Regions from separate parts of the Mus musculus genome. Here region 2 is linked to region 1. Evidence: chromatin loops called from intact Hi-C (ENCODE). Cell type or tissue: left cerebral cortex. All regions are shown on one strand.

Region 1 (2,500 bases):
GACCCTCAATGAGTTACTAGGCTGGATTTTTGAAGGACTTCCAGTTTTAAGAAAACTGATACTGATGAATTGCCAATTACCAACAATGGATCAGGACGTAGAAACAGTTTTCCTGTTATGAAACAATTTGCGATTTTTAAACTATCTTTTAATATACAAAGAAAACCTGTTTCTACTACAGATCAGTTGTTTTTAAGAAGGAGAATTTGTGCAAACATCAAGAAAAGCCACACAAGCTACAGCTGAAATTGTCAGCAGAGAACTCTCTTGAAAGTCCATTTACTCCACTGCCAAATCTTGGGGAGGGGTGGAGTTTGTTTGTTTTGGATTTACACAGAGATTGCTATCAAGCTTTTCCTGATCTTTAAACAATTCTGCTTAGAATCACTGTTATCTTTCTCCACACTGATAAGAATTGCCACACAGTTCTTTCAGTTCAGCGATTGCTCAGGGTCTCTGGCAAGTACTGAGGGAATGATACGGTCTCAAAGCCTCCTGGAGTCTTTTCACATAGCCATGGGACTATCCTGGTGTCTTTTAGGACCAAAAGACTCCCATCCAAATGCCTGTGCTTACAGACTTCATCTTGATTGCCCTTTAATCTCTCCGAGTTGTCTGCCCGCCAGCAAACAAAGACCCTGGAAATCTGCTCTGGCCCTCCTACAAAGACAAAGTAAACCAGTCTGGAATACTCCAGTTCCTGTCACCTTCCAGTTCAGTTCACTGCCCAATTCAACATGCAATTTTCCCACCACAAATAGAGCCCACTCTTTGAGGAATTCTATTGATTACAACTTCTAAGTGTATGTGACAGACCTCATCTGTTTCCAGCAACAAACCAAAGCTGGTGGTTTCCACAGTCCCTCTACAGAGGCTCAGTAATTTTGCAGGAGCATTTCAGTGCCAACATTCCCAAAGACAAAGGCCTCTCTCCTTCACTAAGGCATATTGCCTACAGACAGACTGTTAGAATAGCTGTAAACTCCCATTAAGAGAAAACTTACTCTGGTTGAAAGAATAGACTCTCTGGCCTGGGTAGAGACATAAAATCCCAGTTGTGCTAGGTAAATCACCCAGCTAAGGCCCATTCCTAGGAACTTGGACTTACCTTAAGGCATGCTAAAGAAATAGGCTAAAGAATTTTTTTCGTTAATGAACTACTGTATTTCTCTTTCCCAGAATTCCCAGCTCCTTCCCTCAGAGCAACCCCTATGGGCCACCATGACGTTCCACTGAGTCTGGCGACCTTCAGATATACAACTTCTGCTTTTTCTTTCTTTCCTGTCTCCTTCAGATGCTGGCCAGATCCTCAGTACTTTTTTTTTCTGACGTTTTGGGCCTCCTCGCTCTTTCTCTAAAGCTCCTCTCCTCAACGTGTGTCTGACTAAGCTCCATAACAACCTCAATCACGTGGCTTTTCCCTTCTCTCCTGCCTTCTCCTCTGGGCAGCTGCTACCGGTTACGGCTTGCCTGACATGGATTTTTTTTTAACTCCAATAAAACTGTCCTCGAGCTTCCATTTGAGTCCATCTTAAATGCTTTTGTTAAGGAAACTAAGAACCCCAAGAGAGGGCCCCATTTTCCTCCAAATCATCTGCCTGTATTTTCTGCAAGTCTCTAAAATCAAAAACGGAGGTTCCCATAACAAAGCACAGCCTTCCTGAGTAATTAATGCAGATGAAACCAACTGCAATTCTTTCCATGAATTCATGAAGTACTGTAGACTTGCCAGCTGAAATAACTCTAAGAATTCCCCCACCATCATTCACTGTCATGTTGTCAAGGTTTCGTGACAGGAGACCCTCAAGGTGCTGGGCTCTCACAGAGGATTGTGCCTTTTAAGCTTCTAGAAAGAGGAAGTGCAAGCCAGGGCATTCCACAGCTGGCACCTGTAGGCCACAGCTTGGTAGACTAAAGCAAACAAGGATGAGAGCCTCCGAGACTGATAATAAGATTGGAGTGGAGAACTTCACACTGACAATCGCAGAAAGCCACAAGGAAGCGTCTTCGGAAAGACAGAACGCCTCATTTTCCTGACGCAAAATTAGGTTGTTGATGGTGACTAATCTGCAGGAGCATAGCGGGTACTTCACAGACACCAGCCCCTATTGAGAATTTCGCAAGCAGATGTGGACCTCAAATGTTTCAGCCAAATGCTTCTTGCCACATTTCAAAGTACACTGTTGTTAGAAGGGGGACAACACTCCAGCTACAATCGTACATCATTGTTGCTAGATTTTCAGTGAGAACGCGACATTGGTTGATCTGCAGGGCTGGACCTGAGGTACTGTTTGAAGGCTGAGAGCACTGCAACATTACAGCTTGGCTGCAGCACTCAGTGGCGCTCCGCATTGGTTGCCCTGACAACCTCACCTCGACGCCCATGGGGGGTGGGGGACGGGGGGTGGGGGTGGCGCTCAGCAGACCTAAAGCGCTGCCACTGCGTGTCACAAGGCACGGAGGCCAGAAAGCTAGCTAGTATTGACACGTGGTCTTTCAA
Region 2 (2,500 bases), 86 kb after region 1:
AACTATTTCAGGAACAGAGGTAATTAACTAGAAATATGAAATTTGTGTGAAGGGTTTTTCAACCTTCAAAACTCGGAGTACTTATGAGTCTTATGTGGGCTGAACACTGATAGATAGCTTTAAACCAGATACCACTTTTTTGTTAATGCAAACAATAGCCGGTTTAACTATTATATTACAGATTTGCCAGAAAGAAAAGGTATTAAGAGAGTTTATTTCAAAGTAATTGGGGATTATTATCAATGCCTGCTTGAATTGCATTTCCTCTGGGTAGTTGTTTGGGTTTTAGTCTTATCTTACGCTTCTAACCAAAGCCCAGCTTTGAGTCAGGGTGCCTGAAGACTGTGAGCACCATTGCCTTAACAAGAATGTTTGCTAACAAAAGTGTTTGATGGGTTTCCATTCCAATCAGTCCTGTTGCTTTCCATTTATTGTTGGTCATTTCAGAACATTGTGAATATTATGCGAAGTTCTTGAACCATGAAATTGTATTGCTTTACTCGCTAAGTCTTCCAAGAGTATATGATACAGATGTATGGAGAGACTATATTGAGACATTGAAATATTTGGGATAAGGCGTCTTCCTTAGGATTAGAGGTAGTGGGGAGCTGTTCACAAATCCTTAAAGAGAGTCCCCCTATTTTAGGTGGCTCCAGAAGAATTTAAGACCAGCATTGGCCGTGTGAACTCATGCTTGAAAAAGGCTCTCCCTGTCAATGTGAAATGGCTGCTGTGTGGATGTCTCTGCTGCTGCTGTACCCTGGGGTGCAGCCTGTGGCCCGTGATTTGTCTCAACAAAAGAGTAAGTATAACCAGCCTATTATATGAAAATAAAAAGAGCTGACATTTATTAACACTTATTATGTGTTAGAACTGTTTCCATGATTTATTTAACTCTCAGAACACTGCTGTCTTTATTTTAATGCTAAAGAAATTATGGAAAGAGAAAGTCACTTGTTTAGCCTTTACCAATAGTTTATTACTTAATATGAGTTTACACCATTTTCAATAAATGCAATTTAATTTATATATTCAAATATATATGGATTACTTTTTTAAAAAAAGGAAAACCCAAAAGGATGACTTAAAATAATTCTGAGCTACAGCAGAAGCCAACCAGAAGGACCAGCAATCCTCAAAGGTGAAGAAAGCTCTTACCCTTGAACACGTCATAGTAACATTTCTTTCTAGTTGTGTCATGAATTTAGGACACTACCTCAATTTTGTCTACTTTAAAATTTCATTTTTATTTCAGGTCTGTTTTCTCCAGTTCGGGAGGACATCTTTGAAAAGTACGATTAACAGGCTGGGATCAGTGATAGAGTGATGTTCAGTTTCCAGTAATGAAAAAGAAATGTGATGAAAGGGGCTGGAGAGATGGGTAACAGCCCTCTCTGCACAAGCATGTGCGCTTAAATCCCAGCACTCATGTCACAAGCTAGGCCTGGGTGAAAACAGAAGGGTCACGAGGCTTGCTGGCCATCAGCAGGAGACTGACTGTAACGGGTTCTGGTGCCCTCTTCTGGCCCACAGGCATACATGCAGGTAGAACACTGTATACATAAGAAATACAATTTTTTAAAAGATTTATTTATTTATTATTATATCTAAGTACACTGTAGCTGTCTTCAGATGCACCAGAAAAGGACATCAGATCTCGTTACGGATGGTTGTGAGCCACCATGTGGTTGCTGGGATTTGAACTCAGGACCTTAAGAAGAGCAGTCGGTGCTCTTAACCACTGACCCATCTCTCCAGCCCAAGAAATACAATTTTTAAAAAGATTTACTATATCTAAGTACACTATAGCTGTCTTCAGACACTCCAGAAGAGGGAGTCAGATCTTGTTACAGATGGTTGTGAGCCACTATGTGCTTGCTAGGATTTGAACTCAGGGCCTTTGGAAGCTGAGCCATCTCTCCAGCCCCAGAAATAAATAAATTTTTAAGGAAAAAAATACCCTCACACTTCTACATACCTGGCCTGAGCTTATCTTAGACTCTAGCCCAGGAAGGCTTTGAGCTCATGGTTGTTTTTTGTTTGTTTGATTTTTGTTTTGTTTTTTGCTTCGGTCTCCTAAGCAACTGGGATTATAGGTGTGTGTTACCAGGTGCTGCTCCACTCTGACTTTTTGGAAGTAGACTACTGATTCCTTTAATAACCACCAGTAGCTCAGAGCTTTGCTTTAAATATAGTTTAATTTGCTTGTCAATACAAGCATAGTATTTTCAACTGGCTTTCTACAAGTGTTAAAAGAGATAACAACATCATTTTTTAATTGTATCTTTTAGAAGTTATAATCACTAACTTCCATGATGTTATTTTAAAACCTCAATGTGAATTACATGATTTGGATTTCCCATCCTGAGTGTAGCCAGTCTCAATCACTAAGAAACAAAGTTTTGGGTTTTAATGTTATCAAGGATATTTCTCCACGCCTTTAATCCCAGCACTCAGGAGGCAGAGGCAAGTGGATTTCTGAATTCGAGGCCACCCTGAT

Evidence for each region. A loop is a pair of places that touch in the nucleus more often than their neighbours do. Peaks named below come from ENCODE experiments on the same cell type or tissue, not always from the same donor. Only the 100,000 strongest peaks of a DNase experiment are listed, where the experiment ranks them.
Region 2: a loop joins it to region 1, with 3 times the contacts of the local background. A loop is called at or near these places in 19 of 42 quality-filtered maps.

The regions. Positions count from the first base shown.
Region 1 is chrX:103,286,765-103,289,264 of GRCm38, forward strand. It overlaps the pseudogene Gm19200. Among named protein-coding and RNA genes, the nearest start is that of 4930519F16Rik, 31 kb to the left of the region's middle. In left cerebral cortex, no CTCF peak of the experiment used is centred here; DNase peaks (open chromatin) are centred at 1,405, 2,072 and 2,280.
Region 2 is chrX:103,372,953-103,375,452 of GRCm38, forward strand. It overlaps Chic1 (cysteine-rich hydrophobic domain 1), which reads left to right. Exons shown (of 6, transcript NM_009767.2): 3 at 647-802. Among named protein-coding and RNA genes, the nearest start is that of Chic1, 18 kb to the left of the region's middle. In left cerebral cortex, a CTCF peak has its summit at 1,529 (motif pointing left); a DNase peak (open chromatin) is centred at 1,441.